Regions from separate parts of the Homo sapiens genome. Here region 2 is linked to region 1. Evidence: read pairs that join two places in POLR2A ChIA-PET (ENCODE). Cell type or tissue: PC-9. All regions are shown on one strand. Links, peaks and the distances in the headings refer to the core of each region. The heading gives the core; the rest is flanking DNA. Region 1 overlaps ELF1 (E74 like ETS transcription factor 1). Region 2 overlaps ELF1 (E74 like ETS transcription factor 1).

What was found. ChIA-PET counts read pairs that join two places held together with the same protein. Peaks named below come from ENCODE experiments on the same cell type or tissue, not always from the same donor. Only the 100,000 strongest peaks of a DNase experiment are listed, where the experiment ranks them.
Region 2: POLR2A ChIA-PET joins it to region 1 with 7 read pairs; 6 of 35 experiments call an interaction of 5 or more read pairs at or near these places.

What each region holds. Positions count from the first base shown.
Region 1 is chr13:40,939,730-40,955,259 of GRCh38, reverse strand. It overlaps ELF1 (E74 like ETS transcription factor 1), which reads left to right. Exons shown (of 9, transcript NM_172373.4): 4 at 3,824-3,931; 5 at 5,287-5,454; 6 at 11,335-11,418; 7 at 12,116-12,308; 8 at 13,890-14,339. Among named protein-coding and RNA genes, the nearest start is that of ELF1, 72 kb to the left of the region's middle. In PC-9, for the core only: no CTCF peak of the experiment used is centred there; no DNase peak of the experiment used is centred there.
Region 2 is chr13:41,001,088-41,016,617 of GRCh38, reverse strand. All of the region lies in intron 1 of ELF1 (E74 like ETS transcription factor 1), which reads left to right. Among named protein-coding and RNA genes, the nearest start is that of ELF1, 10 kb to the left of the region's middle. In PC-9, for the core only: no CTCF peak of the experiment used is centred there; a DNase peak (open chromatin) is centred at 8,077; H3K4me3 peaks cover 881 bases; H3K27ac peaks cover 2,051 bases.

The DNA of each region.
Region 1 (15,530 bases), core at 5,921-9,920:
GGTGGCTGCCAGGCGGAGATGCTCCTCACTTCCCAGACGGAGTGGCTGCCGGGCGGAGGGGCTCCTCACTTCTCAGAGGGTGTGGCTGCCGGGCGGAGGGGCTCCTCACTTCTCAGACGCGGCGGTTGCCAGGCAGAGGGTCTCCTCACTTCTCAGACGGGGCAGCCGGGCAGAGACGCTCCTCACATCCCAGACAGGGCGGCAGGGCAGAGGCGCTCCCCACATCTCAGACGATGGGCAGCCTGGCAGAGACGCTCCTCACTTCCTAGATGGGATGGCGGCCGGGCAGAGACGCTCCTCACTTTCCAGACTGGGCAGCCAGGCAGAGAGGCTCCTCACATCCCAGACGATGGGCCGCCAGGCAGAGACGCTCCTCACTTCCCAGACGGGGTGGCGGCCGGGCAGAGGCTGCAATCTCGGCACTTTGCGGGGCCAAGGCAGGCAGCTGGGAAGTGGAGGTTGTAGCGAGCCGAGATCACGCCACTGCACTCCAGCCTGGGCACCATTGAGCACTGAGTGAACGCGACTCCGTCTGCCATCCCGGCACCTCGGGAGGCCGAGGCTGGCGGATCACTCGCGGTTAGGAGCTGGAGACCAGCCCGGCCAACACAGCAAAACCCCGCCTCCACCAAAAAAATACGAAAACCAGTCAGGCGTGGCGGCGCGCGCCTGCAATCGCAGGCACTCGGCAGGCTGAGGCAGGAGAATCAGGCAGGGAGGTTGCAGTGAGCCGAGATGGCAGCAGTACAGTCCAGCTTTGGCTCGGCATCAGGGGGAGACCGTGGAAAGAGAGGGAGAGGGAGACCGTGGGGAGAGGGAGACCGTGGGGAGAGGGAGAGCTACACACTTTCAAACCACTAGATCTCATGAGAACTCATTCACTGTCACAAGAACAGTAAGGGGAAAATCCATCTCCACGATCCGGTCACCTCCCACCAGGCCCCTCCTCCAACATTGGGGTTTACAATTCAACATGAGATTTGGAGCGGGGACAAATCCAAGCCATATCACTCCCTTTTTTTTAACAAAGCATTTTTTGCATGTATTCACATTTTTTGTTCAGAGCAAACCAATAAAAGTTTTTTGTTGAATCTAGAGTTACTTTTCCCTTACCAGTGAGGGAATTGGACTAATCAGGTTAGAAGTTTCTATTCATTGCTGTCTGATCTGTATGTGTAACAGAATAAACACCACTATGCATGTATCTGGGCTTGTAGTTAGTGGGGGTTTAGCAGTGTATCCTGATATAACTTTTAAAGCCTTAGGGTAAGGCTACAGTCTTTGTAAGTTGAGGACCAATGTCTTTCCGGAAGGAGTGTTTCTTCCTAGTTCTAGTCATCAGGGAAGGCATTAGTTCTCAGAGAGGAAACCAGATTCTCTGTTTGTGTTTTTTCTTCCCTTTGCCTTACCTCCCAACTTACCAAAGCTTTGTTTAACTCTTCCATCCTTTTCTGAGCAATGTCATGAAAAAGGGAAGAACCTTGTAATCTTCGTTATTCCACAGTGGGGGTGACGGGGAGCCTTTGAGAAGCTCTAGGGGAAGAAAGAGATAAGGATAGGACATTTTTGTTCTTACACGTGTTAGGTGGCGCTTCAGATGATGTGTTAGTTTGCTAGGACTGCCATAAGAAAGTACCACAGACTGAGTGGCTCAAATGAGAAATTTATTTTCTCACAGTTCTGGAAGCTAGAAGTCTGAGATCAAGATATTGGTAGAGTTAATTCCTTCTGAGGCTTCTTTCTGGACTTATAGGTGACTTGTCTTCCAGTGTCTTCACATGGTCTTATGTTTTGTACCTGCCAGTGTTCATATTTCATCTTAGAGGGACACTAACCATATTGGATTAGGGCCTACACTAATAACCTCATTTTAACTCAGTTATCTCTTTAAAGACATTCTGAGGTACTGGGGGTTAGCATGTCAACATAGAATTTTGGGGGATACCATTCAGCCTATAATAGATGATATTAAAGAATTACTGTAGGCCGGGCACGGTGGCTGACACTTGTAATCCCAGCACTTTGGGAGGCCGAGGCGGGCAGATCACCTGAGGTCGGGAGTTCAAGACCAGCCTGACCAACATGGAGAAATCCCGTCTCTACTGAAAATACAGAATTAGCTGGGCATGGTGGCACATGCCTGTATTCCCAGCTACTCAAGAGGCTGAGGCAGGAGAATCGCTTGAATCTGGGAGGCAGAGGTTGCGGTGAGCCAAGATCACACCATTGCACTCCAGCCTGGGCAACAAGATTGAAACTTTGTCTCAAAAAAAAAAAAAAAGATTTATTGTTAGTATATTTAAGATATGATAGTAGTATTGTGTTAGACATCTTTTAGATACACATGCTAAAGTATTTAGAGATAAAATATGGTATTTTAGATTCCTTCAAAATAATCCTGTACAGAGGGTAAGGACTTGAGGGCAGTGAGTGGGGTATGGATGAAAGAAGATTGGCCATTTGGTGATAATAGTTGAAGCTAGGAATGGGCACATGGGGATTCATTATATATACTATACTCCACAATTTTTATTTTGTTTAAAATTTTCATAATAAAAATATTTGAACAGATGCAGCGGCTCACACCTGTAATCCCAGAACTTTGGGAGGCCAAGGAGGGAGGATCACCTGAGCCCAGGAATTCAAGGCCTGGCTTGAGGAATTCAGGCCTGGCTTGAGGAATTCAAGTGAGCAACATAGCGGGACCCTGTCTCTAAAAAAATTTTAAAAATTAGCTGGGCATGGTGGCCTGAGACTGTAGTCCTGTCTACTCGGGAGGCTGAGGTGGTAGGATTGCTTGAGCCTAGGAGTTTATGGTTGCAGTGAGCTATAATTGAGCCACTGCACTCTAGCCTGGGAGACAGGGTAAGACCTTGTCTCAAAAAAAAAAAGCAAAACCAAAAAGATTTAATGATTTTATGAAATTTGAGGCTTAGATTATATTTTGAGCTGTCATCAAAATACATAAATTTTTTTTTAGTCTTGCCAAAAAAAATTAAAGTTGAATTTCATCAAGCCTCCAGATATGACTACTCAGTTAGAGGGGGTATAGAAAAACATGTTAAGCTACACAATAGGAATATAGTTGGCAAAATCCAAACTATGGGAAATTCTACATGAATAAACAGCCTGAGTTCTTCAACAAATAAATTGCAAAGTAAAAAAAGCTAGACAGATGAATGGCAACTCAGAAATGTAAAGAAAGTTAAGAAATGTATCAGTCAATTGCAATATGCAGACTTAATTTGATTTAAGCAAAAAACTGTCTTGTCTTTCCTTGCACTGCCACCATTTATGATTTTTTAACACAATTGAACATTTGAATGCTGGTTGGCTATTTAATATTAAGGAAATATTGATTTTTTAATGTAATAGTTTCTGTTTTTTTTTTTTAAGACAGAGTCTCACTCTGTCACCCAGACTGGAGTGCAGTGGTTTAGTCTCAGCTCATTGAAACCTCCACCTTCTGGGTTCAAACGATTCTCCTATCTCACTCTCCTGAGTAGCTGGGACTACAGGTGCGTGCCACCACGCCCAGCTAATTTTTTGTATTTTTAGTAGAAACAGGGTTTCTCCATGTTGGCCAGTCTCAGACTCCTGACCTCAAGCAATCTGCTTGCCTCGGCTTCCCAAAGTGCGGGATTACAGGAATGAGCCACTGCGCCAGCCAGGTTTGGTATGATTTTGTGTGTTTATAGTTTATATATATATATAAACTAAAATATTAAATGATGTATTCTGGTTCTAGAGATAAGCGGTGTATGACTTTCAGAGTAACAGATGTCTCGTAGTTAATTTAATTTTCTCTTTAAATGTGTTGCAGTTGAAGCTTCTTGTCATGACGGGGATGAAACAATTGAAACTATTGAGGCTGCTGAGGCACTCCTCAATATGGATTCCCCTGGCCCTATGCTGGATGAAAAACGAATAAGTGAGTGATTATGATTGTTTATGTTTATGTACTTTGTTAAGTTACTCTTGCCATCTTTCTTTATTAGTAAAATCAAGAGATTAGAAATGATGTTATATATTTTTTGTTACAATCACATTTTAAGGTATAGTAGGAATTGAGGTGCCTTTGCAAAAACGTAGAGTTAAAGATGACATTTTAATTTGAGAATGAAGCCTTTGGGAACAAAAAAATGTAATTTATTACTTACCAAATAGAAGATCATGCAGAATTTCTTCTCTTAACATATTGATGAGAGTATTAGGGTATCAAGGGCCCAAATGATTATAATTTAGTCATCTCTGTAGTTATCAGCAAATAGGCAACAATCTATTGAAAATTTTACTGACACATCATGGCATAAAATTCACTGCCACATTATTGATCTGCTTTAAAATTCCTGTTCTCCTTTGGGCTTTTCTGACAAGCAATCAAATTCATAAAGTAAATTATTGCTAAATCAGTCTAAAATGTTTATTCAATATTTGCTATATTCACAGCAGCAATAATTAGGCAATAACATGAGATACAAATGAGCAGATACTGTTCCTTTCCTCAAGCTTACAGTTTAATTTTGAAGACAGTTACTTATGTAAATAACTACAAAGCCAAGAATAAAGGCCACAAGAGTGATAGCGAATTGCTCTAGTAGCAGTGGGTATTCTAGCTGAGAATATCAGAGACTGGCTTCATTGAAGGAGTATTCTGACCTGGGCTGTAAATGACAAGCTTTTAATAGGTAGAAGAGACATGAAAGGTCATTCAAGCTGGAGGGAATGGAGTTAAAGATACAAGACACAGATCTGTTAAAAAAAAAATGAATGAAATCTTTGAGATCAAGATGTTTTGGTGTGGTTGAAGTGTAAGCTTCATGGTGGGTGGGAAATGAGATTGGAAAGGTAGGTTTGGAACTAGATTACAGAAGCTTTGTAAGGCATGCTATAGAGATGGGTTGTGATTATTTTTTTGTTTGTTTTTTGTTTTTCCTATGAACTATGGAAAGGTATGTCAGTTTTGTTTTTTATTCCCCTAATTTTATGGTCAGGTCAGACTTAGGTTTCAGAAAATAACTCTCACAGCAATGTGAATAATCAAGAGGAGAGATGAGACAGACTGGTGATAGGAAGTCAAGTAAGAAAGACATTGAAATAGCTCGCCGTGCCTGGACTGGTTTAGGGTATTTGATTTTGGGAAGGGGAACTTAAACGCAGGAATAGATTTCAAGATTTTATTTCTACTTTAATCTTCTAGTCATAATAGAAACAAGAAATTTTCTCAATCGTTTTTTAACTTATAATACACAGTGGACTATAATTAGTTGATTTTATTTTCATTAGATAATAATATATTTAGTTCACCTGAAGATGACATGGTTGTTGCCCCAGTCACCCATGTGTCCGTCACATTAGATGGGATTCCTGAAGTGATGGAAACACAGCAGGTGCAAGAAAAATATGCAGACTCACCGGGAGCCTCATCACCAGAACAGCCTAAGAGGAAAAAAGGTAGGTGGGTTACTTTGTTTAGGGCGCATAGTCAAGTCTTGGTGTGAAATCTAGATATCACTTTTATTCTACATAGTTCTTTCCTGCTGCAGTTAAAACTTATGTAAGAAAAACATTGAAGGCACAAAATGGAAATTATGAGTTATTTCTTGGCCAGGCACGGAGATTCATGCCTGTAATCCCAGCACTTTAGGAGGCCGAGGCAGGAAGATTGTTTGAGGCCAGGAGTTTGAGACCAGCCTGGGCAACAAAGCAAGACCTCATCTCTACAAAAAATTTTAAGAATTAGCTGGGCACGGTAGGCACCTGTAGTCCTAGATACTTGGGAGGCCAAGGTGGAGGATCCCTTGAGCTCAGGAGTTACAGGTTTCAGCGAGCTAAGGTCATGCCACTGCACTCCAGCCTGGGCAACAGACTGAGACCCTATCTCTAAGAAATAAAATAAAATAAAAATAAATAAATAAGAAAAAGAGGTATTTCTTCATAGTAGAATCATTTCTTTTAAAAAATTAAAGTATTGGGCCAGGTGCGGTGGCTCATGCCTTTAATCCCAGCACTTTGGGAGGTGGGGGTGGGTGGATAACCTGAGGTCAGGGGTTTGAGACCAGCCTGGCCAATAAGGTGAAACCCCGTCTCTACTAAAAATATGAAAATTAGCCGGGCATGTTGACAGGTGCCTGTAATCCCAGCTACTTGGGAAGCTGAGGCAGGAGAATCACTTGAACCCAGGAAGTGGAGGTTACAGTGAGCTGAGACCACAACATTGAACTCTAGCCTGGGCAACAAGAGTGAAACTCCATCTCAAAAAAATAATGATAATAATTAAATTATTTTATACTTTTAAAAAGTTTGGTCTATCTTACAGAAAAGGGATTTTCCAACTTTTTAAAGCCTCAAATTTTTATCTAAACCCTTTTGTCCTTGGGTAAGGTCTAGTCAGCTTCCTTCCCAGGGGTTATTGTTTGAAAGCCTCCAGTCTGTACCGGTGATTCCAGTATAAGACTCCAGTTGGAAAAATACAATGGGTTGGAAATCAGCAGGTAAGTAACTGAAGAGGAGTATTTTAGGATGTGTTGAGTGGGAATTTTTAACTTTTTGCCAATTAGGACCACACTTGCATTCTAAAGTCTGACACCTTTTCCATTTTATTGCCTTCTGATTCTACTCATGCTTGCTTAGTATTTTGAGTATAATGTCTTGATTAATAGCATCACCACCCACCCAGTAACCTAAGTTCATGTGAAAGTCAGGGAAATTCCAAGAGCTGAAAATGAAGAGGAAAATAAAAATAGTAAACATGAGCCGACACTGCAGCAGCTCAGAAGGGCTGAGAAGGATATGCCGAGGGGCTCTGGTTTTATTGTCCGTGTTGAGGCAGAAGCTTAGGTCTTGGGCTACGCAAGATGGGGTATCGGACAGAGACCTCAGCATGTAACTGGGACCCTTGAAGGGATATACCCTCTTGGGGGAAAGAAATCCACCCATTGGCACAGACAGATGTCAAGGAAGCTTGGGTCCCATTCAGCCAGGCCTCTGAGTGGAGAAATTCTGGTTTAATTTCTTTTGGGTAAATACTTAGTAGTGGAATGGCTGGATCACATGTTAAGTGTACATTAAATATTTTTCAGAAACACAAACTGCTTTCCAAAAAATTTTTTCTCCATGTATTAAGGTGGGGCAGTCATAGGACTTGCCTCATTTATTTCCTGTCTCTCAGGGATCACTGGCTTTTGTTGACCGATGTCCAATTTCTTCAGTACCATTGTTTCATACCTTTTTTTCTGTGTTTTTAATTGTTTCAGGTGGGAAGATAAATCCATGTTCTGTTATTCCATCTTGACTAGAAGAGGAAGTTCCCACCTAGTCTTTTTTAATAGCCTTATTCTTCGACCATGTTTTTGTTCTTTTGCTTTAAAACCTCTAATCATACTATGTAAAGTTTCTATTTAATAATTCTGTTATGTGTGATTCTTAGAGAACTAATCCTAGGGTTTCCTAGTCTACTGCTTCTCACTCAGAAAGTGTCTTCCTCATGTATTCTGTGATACCAAAATGTGAGTTCAGCTTCAACGGGGCTTTATCTGAGGAAATCTTGTATGGCCTAGGTTGAATGTATAACCCACCTGAGCAATTCTATAAGAGCTTCTGCCTGGTGCCCCATAGTTATTACAGTCCTGGGGCTACATCTGTGTTAATTACTTGGCTGGCAATTCCTAATGTTAGTGGTAGTTTAAAATCTAGTTGTAAACCCAGGTTAAGACAGGCCCAGGATTAACTATGTTTATAGAAAAATTTGTACATAAATGGCTGATCTCAACTCATTGCATCCTCCACCTCTTGGGTTCAGGTGATTCTCCTGCCTCTGCCTCCCAGGTAGCTGGGATTAAAGGCATGTGCCACCACACCTGGCTGATTTTTGTATTTTTAGTAGAGATGAGGTTTCACCATGTTGGCCAGGCTGGTCTTGAACTCCTGACCTCAAGTGGTCCACCGCCTCGACCTCCCAAGTGCTGGGATTACATGGATGAGCCACCCTGCCTGGCCATTTATGTACAAATTTTTCTTAAATATGTAGTATTTGTTTACCCAGTCAGCAGTTAATGGGATTTGGGTTGTTTGTAGTTTGGGGCAACTGCAAATAATGCTGCTAAGAACATTTGTGTATCTTTTTTTTTTTTTTTGAGATGGAGTCTCGTTCTCTCACCCAGGCTGGAGTGCAGTGGCACTTTTATCAACACAGTAAAAATACCACTCAACAATAAAACAATATACGATTGGTACATTCAACAAAAATGGATGAATCTCTCAAAATAATTGTGCTAAAAGAGGGAAGCCAGAAGAAAAAATATGTTTCTACAGTTTACCCCCAAACAATGTGGGGGTTAGGGCCGTCAGCCTCTGCAGCCAAAAATCCATGTAAAACTACAGGCGAGCCCCACCATACCCAGCTAATTTTTAATTTTTATTTTTGTAGAGGTGGGTCTCACTATGTTGCCTAGCTTGGTCTTAAACTTCTAGGCTCAAGCATTCCTCCTGGTTTGGCCTTCCCAAATGCTGAGATTACAGGTGTGAGCCACCATGCCTGGCCAAAGGTCTTCATGCTTGTTGTGTTTATGTTGGCTAGGCTGAGGAGGGAGGAGGAAGAAAAGGGTTTGGTCTTGCTGTCTCAGGAGTAGCAGAGGTGGAAGAGATGGAGGAAGTGGAAGGGGAGGCAGGAGACACAGGCACACTTGATGTAACTTTATTGAAAAAAGATCCCTATATAAGTGGGCCTGTGCAGTTCAAAGCTGTGTTTTGTTTGAGGGTCAGTTTTATTTTTATATAAAGCTCTAGAAACTACCAACTAATCTATAATGACAGGAAACAGATGAGTGGTTGCCTGTGGATTGGGCAGGGTGAGGAAGGGCGAGATGTAAGGATTACAAAGGGGCACAAAGTACTTTTGGGGTGATGAATATATTCATTGTTTTGAATGTAGTGGTGGTGTTAGTATACATAGTCAAAACTTGTCAAATTGTAAACATCAAACATACGTAGTTTATTATATGTCAGTTATACCTCAATAAAGCTGCTTAAAAAATAAAAGGCTAATATCCTACTTAATGTTGAAAAACTATTGGTATGATAAAGAACCAAATGGAATTTATAGAAATAAGAAATGAAATTGGGCCATGCTCAGTGGCTCATGCTTGTAATCCCAGCACTTTGGGAGTCTGAGGCGGGCAGACATCCTGAGGTCGGAAATTCGAGAGCAACATGGTGAAACGCAATCTCTGCTAAAAATATGGAAAAAAATTAGCCAGGCATGGTGGTACGTGCCTGTAATCCCAGCTACTTGGGAGGCTGAGGCACGAGAATCGCTTGAACCCAGGAGGCAGAGGTTGCAGTGAGCCAAGATCGCACCATTGCATTCCAGCCTGAGCGACAGAGTGAGACTGTGTCTCAAAAACAAAAAAATGAAATGAAATTGAAAACATCATGTGTGGATTAAAACATAGACTAGTCACTGCTTAAGAAAGAATTAGTAAACTCCAGTAAATTTAGTGTGGATTAAAAAATATGAAACAGTTACAGACATGGAGAATTAAATGAAAAGGTCTACATGTTTAATCAAAGTTCCAGAAACAGAATATAAAAAGTGAGGAAGAGACAATATTCAAGAGATAGTGACTAAGAATTTTCCAGAATCACATTAATCCTCAGCATTGTGAATCCTGAGTAGTTCAGCTACAATAAATCTAGGCCTAAATGCATTGTTGGTAAAAATGCAGAACACCAAAGACCTCTCTTCAAGTTCTCCCCACTCAAAAAAAAGAAGCCGACCGGGGAGAAACTACATTACTTCAAGAGGATTGATTTTTTTTTTAGATTGGCAGTTTAGAAGCTCTCAGGAGAGGCTGGAAGAATTAGACATCTTCAAAGGGCTGAGAAGAAACCACTGCCAAACAAAAATTCTATATCTAACCAAGCTGTAATTCACCTGAAGCTTTGTACATTACCACCTTGAATGATTAGGAAGATGTTGGAGAGGATGGATACTGGGTTGGGAGTTTTTACTGGCAGCATCTGTTGTGACTAAAGCTAGTGGAGGAAAGTAGTGGAAATAAAGACGATATCTATTTTTTTTAAGCTGGTATATATTAATAGCATAAAATAAGGTGGAGGTTACTGAAGTGTTGGCTTCTAATACTGGTTGTCATGAACACAGCCAGAAGAATCTGTCTCATGAAGGGTTCTCTGCAGATGTCTCCAGTGATGAAAGTCGAGATACTTGGCTGACTAGCATACATTTGGCAGTCTTAGAGACTGAAGAGCGGGCTTTTTGACACTTTTCTCCCTTCCTTTCATTCACCCAAATGACTTCAGAAATGTTTTCCTATTCCATTTCTGGGGATAAATTGTCACTGACCTTGTGATTTTTTTTTTTAGCTGTAAAATTCTGCTTTTCTAAGTTATTGCCCTGCCCTGTGTTATATTTACCTGTAATTCACCACAGTAATCTAAACCAGAGCGGCAGCCTCAAGGATGTTTGGGTAGGAGGTAGTAACTCTTCATTGTTTCTCACATATAGAATGGTAGTATGTTCAGACAGCATGATCATGATCTCAACCTAAATACAAGGCAGTGGCGCTGCTAGGCCATGGTTCTAGATACTTGGCAAAAGAAGATCACAAATACGGCTTTAGAATAGTTTATCGACCCCACTCTGAGGCTATTGGGATGGACTTATTTAGACATTGATGGTGGGTAAGGTAACTATGAAGTTTGTTGTGAATTGAAAGGTACAGAAAAACGAGATGTTTTTAGAAATACACAGGAGGATAGCATTTAACTATGTGGTTCACCAAAATTTTGCCTCACATATTTTCTGTATTTCTAGAGTTTGGGAAGTTTCTTATACTTGAGAACTAACTGTATACAGAAATTATTTAATAGAGAAAAAAGCTAAAAATCCACTTCTCCTACCTTAAAAAGCTTGTATAATTAATAGGCAGACAAAACTGTATGGCTTATTTTTGGAGCCCACGTTCTACCAATGTCAAGAGCATTCTCCAAAAGTTTAAGAAAGCACTACCAGTATGGGTACTTCAAAGGCAAGCTATAGTAATTTAAATTAACTTCATTTTTACAGATATAAACTGAGGTGTCAAAGGTATCATTTCTTACATAAGTGTGTTTATGGTTTAACCTGCATTAATGTCCAAGTTTTATTAAAGTTGTTTTCCTTTTAGTAAACAGCATTTTAAGAGACCTGTATATGTGACCCATGTATAAAAACATTTGGCACTTGAAATTTAGGGTAAACGACAAAATAGCTGAATTGTCCATTTTCTCTCACTTTTGAAGGCAAATATTTATGCAGAGCTGTTTTTATTTCAGGAAGAAAAACTAAACCACCACGACCAGATTCCCCAGCCACTACGCCAAATATATCTGTGAAGAAGAAAAACAAAGATGGAAAGGGTACTACTGTGTAATACTTATAGGTCAAATAACACTCAGATTGCTTTATAGTGCCTACCTATTATAACTAGAAACCACCAGCTTTCTTGATATACTGCAGTGGATCTTATTGCTGCCACATGCTTATTAGATACATTTGCCAAATTCTTAAAACTGATAGTAAAGTAGACCAAGAAACTCGTTTGAGTGATTTTCACTTACCTGTCAAAATAATCTATTCTTTTCATTTAATAAAGAGACTCTTGGAAGAATTTAACCAGGTTAGATTTTCAGTTCATAGACCCTTTAATATGTTGTCTTGAAATTCAAGCATTTGTATAACTGTTGCCCAAATTTGAAGAAAACTGTTATGGCCGACCTGCTGGCTCTAATCTAAAGAGAACTACTGTTGAGAGAGTTCACAAAGAGACAGAAAAAAATTATCTCAAAGTACTTTCTCCTAAATCATCACAAATCTTATGACAAGATTGCTTTGTTCACATATTTTATATGGGACTCATAAAAAGATCTTTATTAGATGCTAAAAATTATGACCATTATATCACCCATACTAACTAAATTATGTCACCAATACTAACTGAATTATGTAATATTTTTGTATAAATATAAATGGCACTTCTAAGACTTTTAGTTGTCTTTTTTGAGGTTCTTTTAAATGAAATTTTGGTCATTTAGAAAGAAATTGTTTTTGTTTCAGGAAACACAATTTATCTTTGGGAGTTTTTACTGGCACTGCTCCAGGACAAGGCTACTTGTCCTAAATACATCAAGTGGACCCAGCGAGAGAAAGGCATTTTTAAATTGGTGGATTCTAAAGCAGTGTCCAGGTTGTGGGGGAAGCACAAAAACAAACCTGATATGAATTATGAGACCATGGGAAGAGCACTCAGGTATGCGAAGTTTTGGTATTTTATTGTGTTAAGAATATCATTTTCTAAATTGTAAAAAAAAATACTAAGCTTAAGTTCAGCAAAGCACCAATAGTGGTAATGCAAATACATAATAAGAGGGTACATTTTCAGTCAGGTGCGGTGGCTCATGCCTGTAATCCCAACACTTTGGGAGGCTGAGGCCGGTGGATTGCTTGAGTCCAGGAGTTTAAGACCAGCCTGGGCAACATGGCAAAACCCTGTCTCTACTAAAAATACAAAAAATTAGCCAGGCGTGGTGGTATGCACCTGTGGTCCCAGCTACTCGGCAGGCTGAGGTGGGAGAATCACCTGAGCCCGGGAGGTTGAGGCTGCAGTGATCCAGATTGTACTACTGAACTCCAGCTTGGGCAACTGGAGTGAGACCCTGTCTCAAAAAAAAAGAGGGTGCATTCTCAAACATGAATTGCAAGTATGATATGTTAGTTATTATAGTAGAATAAATCAGTGCTTCAGGAGTACTACTAGAAATCATGAGAATTTTGAACAAGAGTAACATTCTTAAGCTCACTTTTAGTTCGTTTTTCGGTGATTCTGTCATTTATCCTTCAAGATACGCATGTATTTGAGAAAGATGTATTGGAAATAAGAACGATCTGAATGACTTTTAGGGGATAGACAGATATAGATATAAAATTTAGCAGTCTTAAACTAAAACTCTTTAATTACAGTTTTTGGGTTTTTTTAACATACACTTTTTAAGTTCTTGATTTTGTTAAAATAGATGACAAAAGTTGGATCACTGCTATTGCATATGGTTAAATTTTATACACAAAAGTCAATCAAATTTACTGAATCAAATTTAAACTGATACATTTGCCAATTTAAATTTATTGAATCAAATTTAAACTGATAAAATTTGCCTAGTAGGAACATTTCTAGAAAGCCGTGGAGGAGAAACAATTTCTTGAGGCTTTTGGTAGTTTTGATTATCCTGGCAAGTTGGCAGAGGGGGGCTGAGTGTGGTGGCTCGCTTCTATAATCCCAGCATTTTGGGAGCCTGAGAAGGAAGGATCGTTTCAGCCTGGGAGTTCCAGATCAGCCTGGGCAACATGGCAAAACCCAGTCTCTGCCAAAAAATGCAAAAATTAGCCACGTGTGGTAGCATGCGCCTGTGGTCCCAGCTACTGAGGAGGCTGACGTGGAAAGATTGCTTAAGGCCAGGAGTTCAAGGCTGCAGTGAGCTGTGATCATGCCACTGCACTCCAGCCTGGGCAACAGAGCAAGACTCTGTCTCCAAATAAATAAGTAAATAAGTTAGCAGAAAGAGGAAGAAAAGTGAAAGACCAGAGGATTCCACATAGTTTATCAACAGTCCCCCAATCAGCATTAGTTTTAGATTTAGTTGGTAATAAGAACTTATCTCTATCTGTGCATAAATGTATGTTTATCTCATATAAAATAACAGCCCTTTATTTAGAAATTCTTTTCTCATTAGTTTGATTCCAACTTTAAAGTTTTGTTTATGATTAGGGAAATTTGATTTTGTTGAATATTTTAATTGATGTTTGATTGATTGATGAAATTGTCTGCTTTGAATAGGTACTATTACCAAAGGGGTATTCTGGCAAAAGTGGAAGGTCAGCGCTTGGTGTATCAGTTTAAAGAAATGCCAAAAGATCTTATATATATAAATGATGAGGATCCAAGTTCCAGCATAGAGTCTTCAGATCCATCGCTATCTTCATCAGCCACTTCAAATAGGAATCAAACCAGCCGGTCGAGAGTATCTTCAAGTCCAGGGGTAAAAGGAGGAGCCACTACAGTTCTAAAACCAGGGAATTCTAAAGCTGCAAAACCCAAAGATCCTGTGGAAGTTGCACAACCATCAGAAGTTTTGAGGACAGTGCAGCCCACGCAGTCTCCATATCCTACCCAGCTCTTCCGGACTGTTCATGTAGTACAGCCAGTACAGGCTGTCCCAGAGGGAGAAGCAGCTAGAACCAGTACCATGCAGGATGAAACATTAAATTCTTCCGTTCAGAGTATTAGGTGAGAAAACCAAACTACTGATGCTTATCACTTCAATATGTTTCTGACCAGAGACATTATTTGTTAAGTGGGTCAAGATTCAGAAATGAAAATAAAAGTATAAAGGTTTCAAGCTAGAATTCTTGGTTACCAGATTTTTCAGGAGCAGTTACTATTATGTCAGTCCTCTGATTATGCCACTGGTCCCTTTATTTACATTTTGACATTACTGGCATTATTCTGTCAAATACTACACCTTTGTATAACTGGATTGATACATATAAGAAATTATCTAGATGGGAGAAAATCCAGGGTTTCAAATCTTTATTCAGGCCAAGTCAGAAGCTTCAAAAATTCAACATAAATTGACATATTAGGACATTGAGAGTGCATAGAGTTCCAAGCAATAAATGTTATTCCTTGGAAGATCCTATCTTCGAACAATTCTAAAGTTCAAATAGGAAGGGAGGCCAAGAATCTAAGGTCCTCTTTTAGAGTGGCAGAAGTTGAAAAAGTAGGTTTGTTTTTTTTTTTTTTTTTTTTTTTTTTTTTTTTCAGTTAAATCAGATTTGCCTCAGAGCCCCAGGATGAGATGCTAAACAACAAATTGACTGAGAGGATCTGTCTGCCTTAGACTGATCTGCAGAAATTTGGGACTAGTCTCAGCTGACTTAGAATGGGAGTATGGGAGGAAGGCAGAAAATTATATGGATATTTGTAGCATTTTTCTGTTTATACTGTCATGAATTTCTAGAACATGAACCATAATAAAATCTAGCAGCCCTTTCAAAGCCAATAAAAATTATTATTTGATTACTTTTATTAGCAAACTTCAGTCTTACATTTTTATATTCCAGAATATAAATGTGGAGGTTTTGCTCAGTTGATCTTGGAGTAAGGTAACATTACCTAGAATCAAGGCAGACTTAGAAGATTCAGTCTTCTTTGTATAGACAATTTAAAATGTTTGACCTTGTGAAAATATTCTCTTAAATCTTCACTTGATTTGCAAGGAGTACAAAGATGACCTTTACATTTTTAATTGGATGCTACATCTTTTAACTGTTATTAAAGGAGTATATCTTGAGTAGCCCTTATCCAAAATGCCTGGGACCAGAAATATTTTGGATTTAGAATTGTTTCGGATTTTGAATCGTTGCATTATACTTACCCGGCACAGCATCCCAAATCCAAAAATCTGAGATCCACAAT
Region 2 (15,530 bases), core at 6,410-10,409, 61 kb before region 1:
TTAGGAGGGCAAATATTGTTTAATGTGATACCTTGTTATACTAAAATATGTGTATGTGTAAAACTTTGCATGTGACTTTACAAAATCCAGAGGTGTCTAAGCTTTAACATTACACTTATCTTAAATTTGACCTTATTATAAGATAGTAATCTCATTTTATTTATCTTTGTCACATCTTCTCCTCCTCCTTTGAAATAAGAGAATTGTTTGGTATATACAAAATCTTTTGTCTGTTAACTTTTTGGTGTGTTTTATTGGGGTGGTTGGAAATTCTCTAGGTCTGAAATTCAGATTTTTAATGGTTTATGCATAACTGCTGAATCTCCTAAATTTCTGAGTGCCCTAACTCAATTCGGTGCGAAATCGTCCACAGTGTGGCCATCATTGTCCTAAAAAACAAAAAGCACAAAAGGCTAGGAACATGGGCTTTATCTTCATAAACTTAAATTCCTGTTGGGAAAACAGGGCTTGTTAACAAGTGAAGTAAAGAACAGAACCAACCACTGACTAGGTAAATTCAGATTCAGATTGCCTAGAGATAAAAGATGACTGAAAGAATACTCAGGAGAGTTTATCTTGAAGGAATGATGAATGCTGAACGTTGAATAGCATTTACCTATGTTAAGAAGAGTGTCTTCGTCAATAAGAATAAGAATATACGCTGTTTGAGAGGAGAAAGGTTTTATTCTGTTTTTCTGTCTTTTTCAACCTTTGACAAAGTACCAAGCACATATGAGTAGACAGGTATTATTTGTTGTATTAAACCTTTGGCTACTCTTTTTTGCCATCTTACGTGACAAATTCAGTTGGCCATCTTGCTGAAGTTAAAGATGGCACATCTTTAAAAAGCATGTGGCCCTCAGCTTAATCTCTGACTGGTGTCTGCATGTTGTAGGTAATACTATGATAGTATTACCTTTAAAGCTGTAATTGTCAACCTTTGGTGTAACAAAGAATCACCCAGTTTTAACTCAGAAATTCTGATTCATTAGGCGTAGGATTTGCTTAAACAATCAGCATTTTTTACTGTGTACCCTAAATGATTATGACATAGGTGCTTATATGCCACATTTTCAGAAAGAGAGTTTACAGGTTTAAGGCTATGAAGAGGAATTAGCTATTTTGCCTTTAAATATTTGAAGTTTTAGGCAGCAATGCTATTTTGAAGCCCATAGCCTCTAGTAAGGAAGGAAAGCAACTAGAGTACTTTATTATCAGTATTAGAACCCATTTGGGCTCCTTTCCCATCCCAGTTATCCCTTTCTCTAGTCTGTTTTTTTTTGCTGTGCTATATGTTGTTCAACTATGTGGCTATCCGTCTTTCCTTTTCTCTGATCCACCCCCGAAACCTACTGCCATATTGGCCATAATAAATAATCTTTGTTTTTTAATGTAATTAACCTATTTTTTATTTCTCAGTGAACTCTTCCAGTGTTAGTTGTTTTGGTTCCAATTGTTGCTTCTTGGTTTCCCTCTCCATACTCTTACTCCTGGGGCTTTAGGAAAAACACCCCCTTACTGATTTAGGGTGGCATTTACAGCCTTTTGAAAGCTCTTCTCTCTTGAGAAATACACTATTATTATTTGTAATATTTTTGTTTTCTTTCTTTTTTTGGGGGGAGGGCAGGGGTGACTTAAAGACTAGCACAATAGTATGTACTTGTTTGAGTCTGGGAGGAAGTAACTTTTTTTTTAACCCTGTAATGCTTGGATATGATTTTTGAAGCTTCTTCAGATATTTAACTGCATCTTTGATTGCATATTTGTAGGTTTTGCCTAACATTACATCTCATCTAATGGGACATTGTTAGGTATTCACTGACTTGGATAAATGAGAAGAAAATTCCCCTCATTTGAATTGTTTGAAGATAATCATTGCTTCCATAAATTAGCCAGACTATTTTGCTCCTTTACTTAGGAGCTGCTTCATATAAATGGTTGAAATTAAGTTAGTACCATTATTGAGTCAACTCCAATGATTAGGACAGTTTCCAACTATCTGAACAATCTTCCTTCCATTAGTATGGAGAACCTACAAAAGAGTTTTTTGTGTCTTGTCAAATGAGCTGTATACTATAATAAAAGTGGCTGTTGAGCAGTACTACAAATGTCTTTTCTGGTCATGGTTCTAAGCACCTTAAGTTATTATATGAGGAAAATAACTCATTGTGTGCTATTTGCTTTGTTGACAGAGAGGGAGAAATTATGCAGCTGAGCTTTGGATATACAAATTTCTATGCAGAAATGTTTTGATTCCTTCTCTTCCAGGTATTAACATCATCCTCATTGTCAGAGCCCTCTTGCCTTCTATAGTTTGTATGAAGATTGGTTTAACAATTTTTATATTAAAAGCTATCAAAGTGATATATGCACACCATTCAAAATTTAATTCATAGGTCTATAATGAAAAGGAGCCTGCCTCCTCTGCCCCTTCTGACTCTCAGTCCTGCTGTCCAAAGGTAACCACTTAGAGAAGTTGTTTTTATTTTTTAAGTTTGTGTTTTCATGTGATTTGTCCTCGTCCTGTGTTCTACTCTATATATTAGAAGCTCTTCAAAGTAGCAGGCACCAGTATGACTTTACATGCTGCAGTATCTACGTGATAGATGCCCAGTCATATAGTGATCATTATGTCTGGGCTGTTACATGGTACAATTTTAAAAATATAAATATAATTAAAGAAAATTAGTTTCTGGGTTTAGAAAACAATCCCATAAATAGTAAAACTATAAAATTTTATAATAAAACTATTAAAATGAAGTGTAACAATTTATGTACATCTTATTTTTTATATCAAAATACTAAATGGAAGTTTAGTATTGTAATGGGGCAATTCATTATTTTTTCTTTAAAAATGAAATGTGCATGTAGGAAAATATATATAAAACATAGAGTTTAAATAAAATTATAAAGTGTTACAACATGGGTAAATATTTTGTATTTTATTTAAACAGTTTTGCCTCATATTTATAAGTATCTTGAGAAACAACCCATGTTAAGAAATATAGAGTATGTCTATTACCCTAGAAGGCCCCCACTCCTATTCATGTTTGTTTCCTTTAAAAAATAACTACTATGCTGACTTTTGCGATAATCTTTTCTTTATAGTTTTACCTCTTTGAACTTTATACACATGAATCACACCATATATTCTGTAGTGACTTTGCTTCTTTCATTCAGCTTTGTGACTTATGTTACTTTTCGTTGCAATATAGTATTCCATTGTTTGTCTGTACCAGAATGTATTTATTCTCTCTTGTTGATGGCATTAGATTATTTTGAGCTTGGGAACACTTGTACATGGTTCCCCGGGACATAAATGTAGAAGTTCTGTAGAGCAGTATCTTCACATTGAGGGATGTGAAGGCTTTGCAGAGTATAGATAGTTTAATGTAATTTAGAGTTCTTCATTATCTTTCCTAGGATCAGATATCTGCCGATGATGACTTCTAACCCATTCAGAATCTTTCTATGGTATATTGCCCTGGGGTGTAAAATCCTCCAGGACCCTAAACAGATGGACAGTTGATGCATTTCAGGGTAAGCTGTAGACAACAATATATTTGACCCCTGAAACAATTCAGTATGCTTGTCATTTGTTAACTAGAGTTATTTCAAACATAATTTTGAATAAAAAATAAATTTTAATAAATACATGTTCCCAATTATGCATATAAAAGCAATCCTACTATCTTGATATATATGTAGTAAAGTTATAAAAATATATAACAGAGAAGATACCAATTTTAGAATAGTTGACAAGTGGGCACTGTAGCTTATGCCTATAATTTGAGCACTTTGGAAAGCCTAAGTGGGAGGATCACTTGAGGCCAGAAATTCGAGACCAGCCTGGGCAACATAGCAAGACCCTGTCTCTACAAGTAGAAAAAAAAAATTTTTTTTTAAGTTAGCCAGGTGTGGTGTCACACTCCTGTAGCTCCAGCTACTCGAGAAGCTGAGGCAGGAGGATTGCTTGAGCCCAGGAGTTAATGCTACAGTGAAATATGATTGCACCACTGCACTTCAGCCTGAGTGACAAAACAAGAATCTGTCTCTTAAAAAAAAAAAAAAAGAAAAGAAAAGAAAAAAAAATCAAACTTAGAATAGTCAAAGAAGGAATAAAATGAGACTGGAGAGGGATATTAGAGGAAGCTTTAACTGTAGATGACCTTTTTTTCTTAAAAACAAAACAGAAAAACAAAAACAAACAAACTATGGTAAAATATAAAGCTAGGTGGTAGATAGATGAATCCTCTTTGGTTTAACTGTTTCATAATACTCTTTTTTTTTTTTTTTTTTTTTTTTGAGACAGAGTCTTGCTCTGTCGCTCAGGCTGGAGTGGAGTGGCACAATCTCGGCTCTCTGCAACCTCTGGCTCCTGGGTTCAAGTGATTCTGCTGCCTCGGCCTCCGAAGTAGCTGAGATTACAGGTGCCCACCATGGCGCCTAGCTAATTTATCTTTGTATTTTTTTAGTAGAGATGAGGTTTTGCCATGTTGGCCAGGCTGGTCTTGAATTCCTGACCTGAAGTGATCCGCCTACCTTAGCCTCCCAAAGTCCTGGGATTACAGGTGGGAGCTACTGCACCTGGCCTCATAATACATTTTTATCTGTAAGCTATAGTTTATTTTTGCCCCACATTTATAAGTATCTTGAGGAATAATGTTTAATTTGACCGGTAGTAAAAGCTGACTTGAAAGAATGTGGCAATAAACTTTGCATCAGAGCCAGGGGCACTGAGATGCACCTGTAGTCCCAGCCACTTGGGAACTTGAGGTTGAAGGAATGCATGACCCCAGGAGTTTGAGACCTGGGCAACATAGTGAGACCCTCCTATTTCAAAAAAATGAAAACTCTGCATCAGTTAAAAATGGGATCAGGCACGGTGGCTCAAGCCTGTAATCCCAGCACTTTGGGAGGCCAAGGCAGGTGGATCACTTGGGCCCAGGAGTTTGAGACCAGCCTGCAAAATACGATGAAACCCCTTCTCTACTAAAAATACAAAAATAAGCCAGGCATGATGGTGAGTGACTGTAGTCCCAGCCACTTGGGGAGCTGAGGTGGGAGGATCACTTGAGCCCAGGAGGTCAAGGCTTCACTGAGGCATGTTCGTGCCACTATACTCCAACCTGGGCAACAAAGTAAGACCTTGTCTCAAAAAAAAAGTTAACTGCCTATTTCAGCAAGAGGGATTGGGTAGATTCAGATGTAAGTGTTATAAGACTGTGTGTCTGTCCCAAATAACTAAGAAGATCTAGGCATACTTCTAGATGAATAAATAGTAATTTCCAGTTGAGATCCATTAACAAATTGGAGCTTTAGTTACCTAGAAGTAATTTAGTTAGGTTTCATCTTCAGAATTATCCCACATTCAAATACTTCTCAAAAACACATTTCAAAACAAAAACATTCATAAAATAATTAGTATAGTATTAACATCCATGAACTTTTAAGTAGCTAATAGATTGTTGAATCTAACCAGATTTACTGGTATATTCAGTGTTTCATCTTGCTTCCTGATCAGTGTTTCATGTAGCTTCCTTAGAATTCTTACTGTAATGGTAGCAATTTCTGAATCTTTAGTGATTTTTGTTGTTGTCATTATAAACTAGATATACATTCTTCAGGTAAAGCTTTCAAAATTTAACAATGTAAATGTGGAAACTGCTATAGAAAGTGAAAACATAGATCTTAACCCAGGTTTTTACTTTCATCATCCCTTGGCTCTCTTTCCTGAAATACTTCCCATAGTGTATGTATAAGCAGTGGCATGGACAAAGAACAAATGGAAATAGAAGTCATAAGATTTCATTGTCTGAGGGTTCCTATAAAGTCATGTAATTAGAGGTCTCTTAAATTTTTATTATATACCTTTTGATCTATATTATTATTGATTCATTCAGCAATTATTGCCTGTTACATATTATTCTTGATGTTGGGATATAGCAATGAACAAAAAATAAAAACTATTCATAAATTATATGCATATATTTTACTAATTAACCTCCATTTAAAATGTATTATAATTATATAAAGATTAGAGAAACATAGATAAACTAGATTAGTTTTCGATGTGCTACATGTGATCTAAGGCAAGGAAAGTGTGCACACACACACACACACATACACCTCATACCTATATGTATTTTTTTGGGGGGGTGGGGGGGAGATAGGGGTGTAGCCCTCTCGCCTAGGCTAGAGTACAGTGGTACAATCATAGCTTGCTGCAGCCTCAAACTCCTGGGCTCAAGCAATCCTCCACCTCAGCCTCCCATGTAGAATTACAAGTGCATACCACTATGACGTGCAAATTTCTTTTCTGTGTTTTTTTTTTTTTTCCTTTCTTTCTTTCTTTTTTATTTTATTTTTTTATTGGTGGGTATGCGGTCTGGCTATGTTGTCCAGGCTGGTCTTAAACTCCTGGGCTCAATCGATCCTCTTATCTTGGCCTCCCAAAATATTGGGATTACAGGCATGAGCCACCATGCTTGGCCCAAAGCATGTATATTTAACAGCATTATTTTTAATCAAGGAAAAAAAAAATCCCAGGGAGTTTTTTTTTTTTTCAATATGCTATTCTGAGAAAAGACTCCTTTAAAGGGCATATAATAAGTAATAATATCCTGTAAGTAAAAAACATATATTGATAAATATGACCTAGGAAAACAAAGGCTCTTTGTGGTCCTCAATACATTTTAAGAATATAAAGGGATCTTGACACCAAAAAGTTTGAGAACTGCTGCACTATTGCAACTAGTAATTTAAATATCATTCTTAGAGTTTTACATTATTAAATTGAAGTTTAAAAAAATGCAAGCTTTCTAAACCAGAACTAGAGTAAAAACATTAATTCGAAGTTTTTTTTCCCAATGAGAAAAATCATAGACTGTCACCTTTACCATTTATTTACTTGTGTCTCCTAGCCCTTTCCACGAAGAATAACCAATTCTTTAAAATTGGGAAGTATATTAAAGTATTACATTTAAAATTAAAATATATTAAACTTTCTAGCAAAGGAATGCAAATTAAAGTCAAATAGCCCCCCTGTGTTTTTATCCATCATATTGGCAGTAGTTCAAGCATTGTGGGTTGTTGCAAATGATGTTAAATGTCCATGCAGGTATTCTGTTGCTAACAGTATAAACTGAAAAAATCTTCTGCAGGGCAGTTGGCATTATGATATCAAATGCTTTGAAAGTCTATGTGCCTTTCAGTTCTTGGTGTAGGTATCCTAAAGAAAATTTAAGGATGGGACCAAAGATTCAGTTGTAAGGATATTTGAATCGTTCGTTGTGATTGTGTAGCAGTTCTCAAACCTTATACTTTTTTTTTTCAAGCTTTATGATCTTTGCATCGTCTTTATACTATTAAAATTGAGGCTCCCAAAGAGCTTTGGTTCATGTGGGTTACATTTACCAATATTAACCAATGTTAGAAATTAAAACAAACTTGAAAAATATTAATATATTTATTTAAAAATAATACGCCCATTACATTTTAACATAATTATTTTTATAAAGGACAAGTTTGAGCCAGGTATGGTGACCCAAGCCTATAGTCCAGCTACTTGAGAACCTGAGGCAGGAGGATTGCTTGAGCCCAGGAGTTCAAGTCCAACCCAGGCAACATAGCAGGACCCTGTTTTTTTTAAAAAAAAAAGTGCAAAAAAGACAAATATGTTTCCCAAAACAAAAGCTGTACTGAGAAGAGTGTAAATCTTTTAGCTTTGACTTCACAGAAGACAGCTATATTCTCATATTTGCTTTTGCATGAAATCTGTTGGAATATGTTGCTTTTGTTGAAGAATATGAAGAAAATTCAGCCTCACACAGATGTCTAGTCACAAAAAGTAGATGTATTTTAATGGCCACTTCAGATAATTGTGGATATTCTTTGATACTACACCAAAGCTCATCAACAAATGCTAGTTTTTTAAAAGTTAGAACAATGAGATTCTGAAAACCTATGAATGAACTTTTTGTCCCCTGTAACATTAAAATCCATAGGTCTGTCTTGTACTTTGAATGGATTGATTTTTTTTTTTTTAACCTAAGCAAGATTTTGTAACATCATGCGTGAGTCATTTGGGTATTGCAAATGTTGACATAGTATCAAAATCACACCAGTCTCATCAGAAAAGCCTTTTAAGTGTATTGAGAAGCCAACAGAGTCAAAGCGGTAGATACATACAAGTTTTCCAAAATTCTGATTTTCAGTTGAAAGCTTGCATTTTATAATTGGTGACAATTGCTGTTAGTTGTTTTCCTTGAAGTGATGGGCATGCTTTATTAATTTTTGGAAAAATTTCTGCCAGATATCCAATTCTGAATAATAATTAGTTCTTTTAAGTAAAAATTACATTTCATGAAAGCAGCAGCTAGTTTGGCTCACAGGTCGAAGAATAATAGCATAAATGCTTTTTCTCAAGACAACAATGCTATTTCTGTTTATGCCAGAAGTAGTACTTTATTTGTACCTCCAATTTTATCACTCAGAATATTAAAAACATATGTATTTAATGGTTGAGATTCAAGAAAATAGTTTTTACTCTTCTTCAAAGACATTCTTAAGTGAAGTCGCCTTTTTAAAATGTGAGTGCCCAGTGGTAAGGAGTAGACTCATGGCTTGAGGGTGCAGCCTTGGTCAGGGCAGAGGCACTCGCAGTTTCATCCTGCTTTGCTTTTGCATCATCAGGGCAAGTGTCAACACAGTGGAAAAGCCAAATAATACCTTGCCATTATTATGAAAAGAGTTGTGATCTCAGGAGCCCCCTGAAAGGGTCTCTGGATCCTTTGTGGGTCTGAGGATTACATTTTGTGAATCGCTGTGAATAATGCAGCATTAGAAATAATACAAATGTCTAAAAATTAGGGGTTGATTAAATAAATGTTATATGGAAGAAATATACTTTTATTAAAGTTTATGTTAAATACAAGCTTATAACACAGTATTTTTCTGTTTTTGGCACCTCTCTAATGAGGAAATCAACATTCGTCAAAGAAAGTGAAGGCGTTGGTTCTGAGTCTCAGTGCTTCCATTTAGTTGATGCCTTTGTGATTAAGAAAAGGGAAGTTGAATAGCAGGAGGGGGCAGTTACTGGCTTCTCCAGTAGGCTAAGGGATGTTTGTATAGCAACCTTATTTTTACAGCAAAAGGAATTGGCAGTGGTATCAATCATTTTTTGATACTTAATAATAATATGTGGAATGTGCCTTCAAATGAAGTTCCTCCAGTAGACTCAATTTATATTTAGGCATTTTCTGATTTACATTTTCCCGTTGTGTTCTTCTTAATTGAAAGAGCTTTCAGTTGCTGCATATTATTTAACTTCAGACTGAATTAAAGAAATGAGTTATAAGCAGGTTAGAAGGATACTGTTGAGTTGAGCCCCTTGGGCTTCCTGCTAAGACCTCCACACAGGGCGTTTCTGAGGTGTATTATCTGTACTCTGCAGCAGGGAGGAACACTTTTTGTGAGCGGCATCATTGAAGATAGGATGCTTTGTGCATCCGAGATATTTCTCTGTTATAGTGGAAGCCTAATAATAATCATGACTTGTCTTGAGTAAGGTTTAATATTTTCCTAAGCACCAAGTTCTAAGGAGGGTTTGATGTTTAAAGTTCCTTTCCAAATAGCCATTGTGTTTATTCAAAATTTTATGTTTTAGATAAACTTGGGTAAAGTATGCTGGAAGAATATATACAGCATGCTATGTACATAAAGTTTTAAAATATACTATACAAAATGTACGTATGTACTAAATTATAAGGAAAAATACCATTAAGATTTTAGATTTAAGTTTGAATAATTAATTCGAATTAATGTTACATGTGTTTTAGTTTGAAGGGCAACTTAAAAAGTTTGTATTTAGACATAAGGTATATTGTGTAAATTATTTTATTCAAAATGTTTTCATGGTATGAACGTTGCAAACTAGACATCGTGCCTGATCCTTTGATCTGTAGATCAGAGAAAAACTTGCATATTGTTATAGGATAATTTACAACCTGTTAGTCTTAAGAATAAACTGAAAGGAAGATGTAATACTTATCTGCCCTTGGTAGAACAGAACAGTTACACATCGTTAACTGTGTTTGATTGTTGGGTAGGTGATGGACACTAGGTTCTCTGCAGCTGCTCTGAGACTCCCCAACTCACTCCCCATCCTGCCCCCCAGTTAGGGTTATTTCACTAAGCATCAGAGCCAGAGGATAGGGGAGGGGAGCTAATGTGTAAGGAAATGGGTGATGTTCTTCTTCCTTCATTCTTCCTTCATGGTTTGGGGAACACTTACTCCTTATTCCCTAGATATTGGGGACAATTTAGCCAATACATTTACAAGTGAGAGCAGAGATATACTAAAGATATGCTAGGAAGGCACTAATAATTCTTAGACTCCTATAAAGAATGAGCAAGATCCTTCTGGTTGAAAAATACTGGGTAAAAATGAAATCGTTTTTCAAAGCCATTCATTTAAGAAATGTTACTTCAGGAGCCTACTACCATGCTTACAGCTGATTATTAGGTATATGTTAAGTTCTCTTTAGGAAAGAGAGGTCACAGGAAGCTGAAGATGGACTTCTGTGAAGTAAAATATGAAGAGTGGTTTTGGACATTGACCTAGAATGGAATAGCACTAAACTCTGGTGGAATTGTAATTGTGGCAACTTATGCTTATTATAGCCTAGGTAAATATTGACCAATATGAATGGATAAGATAGCTGCATTTTGCCCAAGTTTATGATACAGAATATGAATCATATGAGTAATGAATTGAATTCATTCTTAAGGATTGATTATTAGTTTGGGAGGCAGCTTGGCATGGTGAAAGGTGAGCACACCTTAGTTATAATTAACTGGAAGGTTGGTTAACATGACTTGAAGCAGGCAGGATTCACCTATGGAGAACAGAGTTCTATTTGGTTGTATATAGTTGAATATATATGAGTAAATAACATGAGCCAAGTTTGGGATATACAGGAAGTGAGAAGGGAGTAGAGATAGTTTGGTTGGGGGATATAAATTGTAGTACAGGAGAGTGCTGATAAGAAGCCATGGTAAAAATGACCAAAGATCAAAGATGCAAGTTATCAGTCCTGCTTTGTTGATAGTCAGTTGCTTAAAGGTTGTTTTTTTTTTGTGGTAGGTTTTTTTTTTTTTTTTTTTTGGATAGGTATAGCAGAGGTTGGGGGGAGGGTCACATATCAAGGTGGTCAAGTGTTACTTATGTAAACAGTTGGGTAAAATAGTTTGAGGGCCTGTTCTGTTGTTTAGACACTTGGTTTTTTACTCAGTCATTGTGGTTTTCAAATCTTAATTTGTGTGGTGTTTGCTCCTAAGAATACTTCTTCAAAAGACTATAAATGAGTCTTTGCGTGCATATTGAATCTTAGATCCCAAGACCAAAATACTTTTTTATTGGCTCTGTTTGCATAAACACTCTTCACCATTTATATGTTTGTGCTACTGTACTTTCATATATTTTCACACAAACTATTGGACTATTTATAAAACAAGACATAAAGATGTAACAGAGAAGGCAGGAAATACTTGACATTTGTGTGCCATATCTTACTCTGTGCTTCCTGTCAGTTAAACCACGATGAGAGGAACAGAGACACAGATGTACAATTGCTGCTTTAATTTGCCACTGGGGAGACCAGTTAAGCATAAAGCTAGTTTTATTAAACTTTTGTCACTTGTTGATTCGAGGGACGTTGTAGGCTTGTTTGGTATTATATGGATTGTATGCATCATGTGGTGGCAATTAGATGTTTGCTACAGCACCTAATAGGAACATATATCTTTTACATATTTAAAAGGTATTTACTTTTGTGACATTTTTTAGGCCATAAAAAAATTGGCATTTGAATTCATATATTTGATATAAATTCACTATGAAATATTAGGCTAATATTTTGATCTTGAAATTTTAGTATCTAATTATTAACTTTTATGTATTAGTATATCAGGATTCTGTAAAACTTTCAAAGCATTTTGTAGTTTACCAAGTAAATTCTTACTTGGTACAACTTCAAGATGAAAGATGAAATGGAAAGTTATAGAGGTTGACTTATCTAAGAAAATACAGTTAGTAAATGATGTTCAACTACAACTTGAATGCAGGTGTTCTGATGGTAGATCCTGTATCCCTAATGTTAGGGAAAAGGTTTGTTTTCATTAAATTCCTATTCTACCTGTTTCTCAGTGATTTTAACTTTTAGGGTCACCTTTGCTTATTCTTCCCAGAATATCCCCCACCCCCTTTCCTTTCATGTTCTCTCTCCTTGGAAAAAAACAGATGTGGGCTATTTCTTTAGAAATAAGTAACATGTTACTTCCTTATGAAGTTTTTTCAGGTTCTCACAGGTATTTACCCCTCTCTATTCATTCTGTCATCTTTTGGTTGACTTGTTTATTTACATTGTTTTGTAATTATCTGTTTACATTGTTTCTTTTTAGATGTTGAACCACTTTGGGACAAGGATCATATCTTATTTATCTTTATTTTTGTATACCCAGTAAATGGCATATAGTAGATTTCATAAATACTTGTTGGGGGAATAAATACATGCCTGATATTTATTTTCTTTTTTCTAGAATCATAAACTGGTTAAAGAACTATAATGTGAATCTTTTCTACAGGTTGCCTTTATGGTTTATTTCTAAGAAATAATTTTATTGTAAAAGTTATTTTGTACTTCAGCTCCACCCACCCCCAGTTTGTTTTTGCTGTTTATGGAAATGAGATATCTTAGTGAAATTATTAGTGTTTTCATCCTAGTTAAAAGTGGAGATAACATATTGGTCCATTAAAAAATGTAGCTGAAGAGCTTAATTATTTTAGCTCGCTAAGCATCAAAAATCTCTTACTTTTGGCTTCAATCTGGAAAAAATGTCTAGCCATTCATTGTGGTCCTGATATCTCCACTGAATAAATGGAAATAATAATTCTCTTTATTACTTTTTGCTTCTCCCTGTATTATTTTCTGTTGTCACCAAGTTTTTTGTGCCTCAGTGATTGGAGGGTTATAAATTGCAGTCGTCTTGTCAACAGAGCAATAATTTTCACAAATAGGACTTTAGCTTAGATCTGGCCATTCTAGGAATGTCTTATAAAGTTTATATATTAACAGTTTTTCCAGCCAAAAATTGATAGAAGTTACTATGTCTTTTTAAACAATAAATCTAAATGATCAAAGTCAAATTTAAGGATTTAATTTTTAAGATTGAAGGAAAAATTATGAAGCTATATGAATTTAATTTTTAAGGAGTTTTAGAAGAACCAAATAGTTATTTTGTTTATTAAAACTTAGGTAGACATGTGGAAAATAGTTTATAGGGTTTTTGAGTGTCCTTTTACATGTCAGACCTCCCTTTTTTGTGCTCTTTGTTGGGGGGTGTTGATGTATTTCTGAGTTTGGATCAGAAAAATACATATATGTACGTCACTTTGACAATAGTCAGTGAAGCTTAGCTTACCACCAGTTGGTTCTGGGAAGCAAGTACATGCATCATGTGAAATTCTATAGAATGCTAAAACAAACATATGAAAACACTAATCTTTTACTGTTTAATGAAGAATTTTAGTAAGTAAATATTAAGAAAATAAAAGGTCCTTTGATCTTGACCTAGTTTGACTTTTTAATATACACTTTACTTAATATTCTTTTAAACTGTGTTTATTAATATATAGAAAAATTTATTATATGTCTTTTGTTTTCAAGTAGCTTATAATCTTAAGAGATGGGACATAGTAAATAATTACTGAATTACATGGGAGAATGAACTTTGCCCACTTCTGCTATAGCATACATATTACTATGATTTGCATTTGCCTTAGTTGATAGATTGTAAGCGCCTGTAGGGAAAGTCTTCTTAGCTACTTGTTGCTTTCCTACCCTTCTCCCTTACCCACAAGTGTCTGGCAGATAGGTCCCTAAAGAGTGCTTGTCCAAAAGAATATAGACGACACTGATTTATTTATTTATTTATTTTTTTGAGATGGGACTTGCCTTTTTTTTTTTTTTTTTAAGGTAAGGTCTTGCTCTGTGGAGTGCAAGTGGCTCTAACCTCAGCCTCCGAAGTAGCTGGGACCACCAGCTCATGCCACCATGCCCATCTAATTTTTAATTTGTGTTGAGATGGGTTCTCGCCATGTTGCTCAGGCTGGTCTCGAATTCTTGGCCTCAAATGATCCACCCACTCTGGCCTCCCAAAGTGCTGGGATTACAGGCATGAGCCACTGCACCTCGCCCTGATATGATTTCTGCAGGCCATCTACTATTAAAATATAGGAAAAGACAATATAGGAAGAATTATTTCTTCTTCTCCAGGTATTTCTATTTATAAAGGGGATGTTTTTAAAAATCCCAGTACACAGTGTCACATTTCAGTTGGCTCAAAGTCAAAATTAAATCAAAATGAAGGCGTTGAGGTTACCCCTAAGTAAATCAGCTTTACCTGGAACAGCCTCCTTTTGGATTTATCTGTACCTATTTCCCCCCCAGATTTTCCCTTCCCCTCACCTTATATACTCACAGATCGTCTCTGAAAGGTAAAAAAACTTCTCCCCACAACTCTTAGTCCCCCATTTACTGTAGGAGACGTCACATTCTCTGTGTCCAGTTGTCAGGGGTTGGATTGTAACTAGGAGTTAGATATTGAACGAGAGAGACAGAAGTTTCTTTCATGGGTTTTAAGATAACAGCCTATGTTGCCTGACAATCCCCATTTTTTTTTTTCTTTGAAGCAAGGTCTTGCTGTTTTGCCCTGCTTGGAGTAAGTGGCTGTCTATAGTTGTGATCACAGTGCACGGCAACCTTGAACTGTTGGGCTGGAGTGATCTTCCTGCTTCAGCCCCCTGCTATGGGAGCGTGCCACTGCATCTGGCTTTACATTTTTAAAGCAGAATATTTTGAGGGGAAACAGAATGTTGTGATTAAGATCACTAGATTCTAAGCCCTATGAGGGCACAAATTTTGGTCGGTTTGTTCACTGCTGTATTCCCAGCACTTAGAACAGGGTCTCTCACGTTGTATGTCTGTTCTTATGCCAACCACGCTATTTTGGTTATTATAGCTTTATATTCTATTTTGAAGACTTGTAGTGTGGTGCTTCCAGCTTTGTTATTTGCTATTTGAGATCTTTTGTGGTTCCACAAAATATGGATGTGGTTCTCTTTTTAAAAAAAAGATAGATGGAGTCTTGCTATGTTGCCTGGGTTGGTCTCAAACTCCTGGGCTCAAGTGATCCTCCCATCTTGGCATCTCAAGGTGTTGGGATTACAAGCATGAGCCACCATGCCCAGCCTTCATATAAATAATAATTAAAAAAAAATGTTGGCCAGGCACAGTGGCTCACGCCTGTAATCCCAGCACTTTGGGAGGCCGAGGCAGGTGGATCATGAGATCATGAGTTCAAGACCAGCCTGGCCAACATGGTGAAACCCCATCTCTACTAAAAATACAAAAATTAGACAGGCGTGGTGGTGGGCACCTGTAATCCCAGCTAGTTGGGAGGCTGAGGCA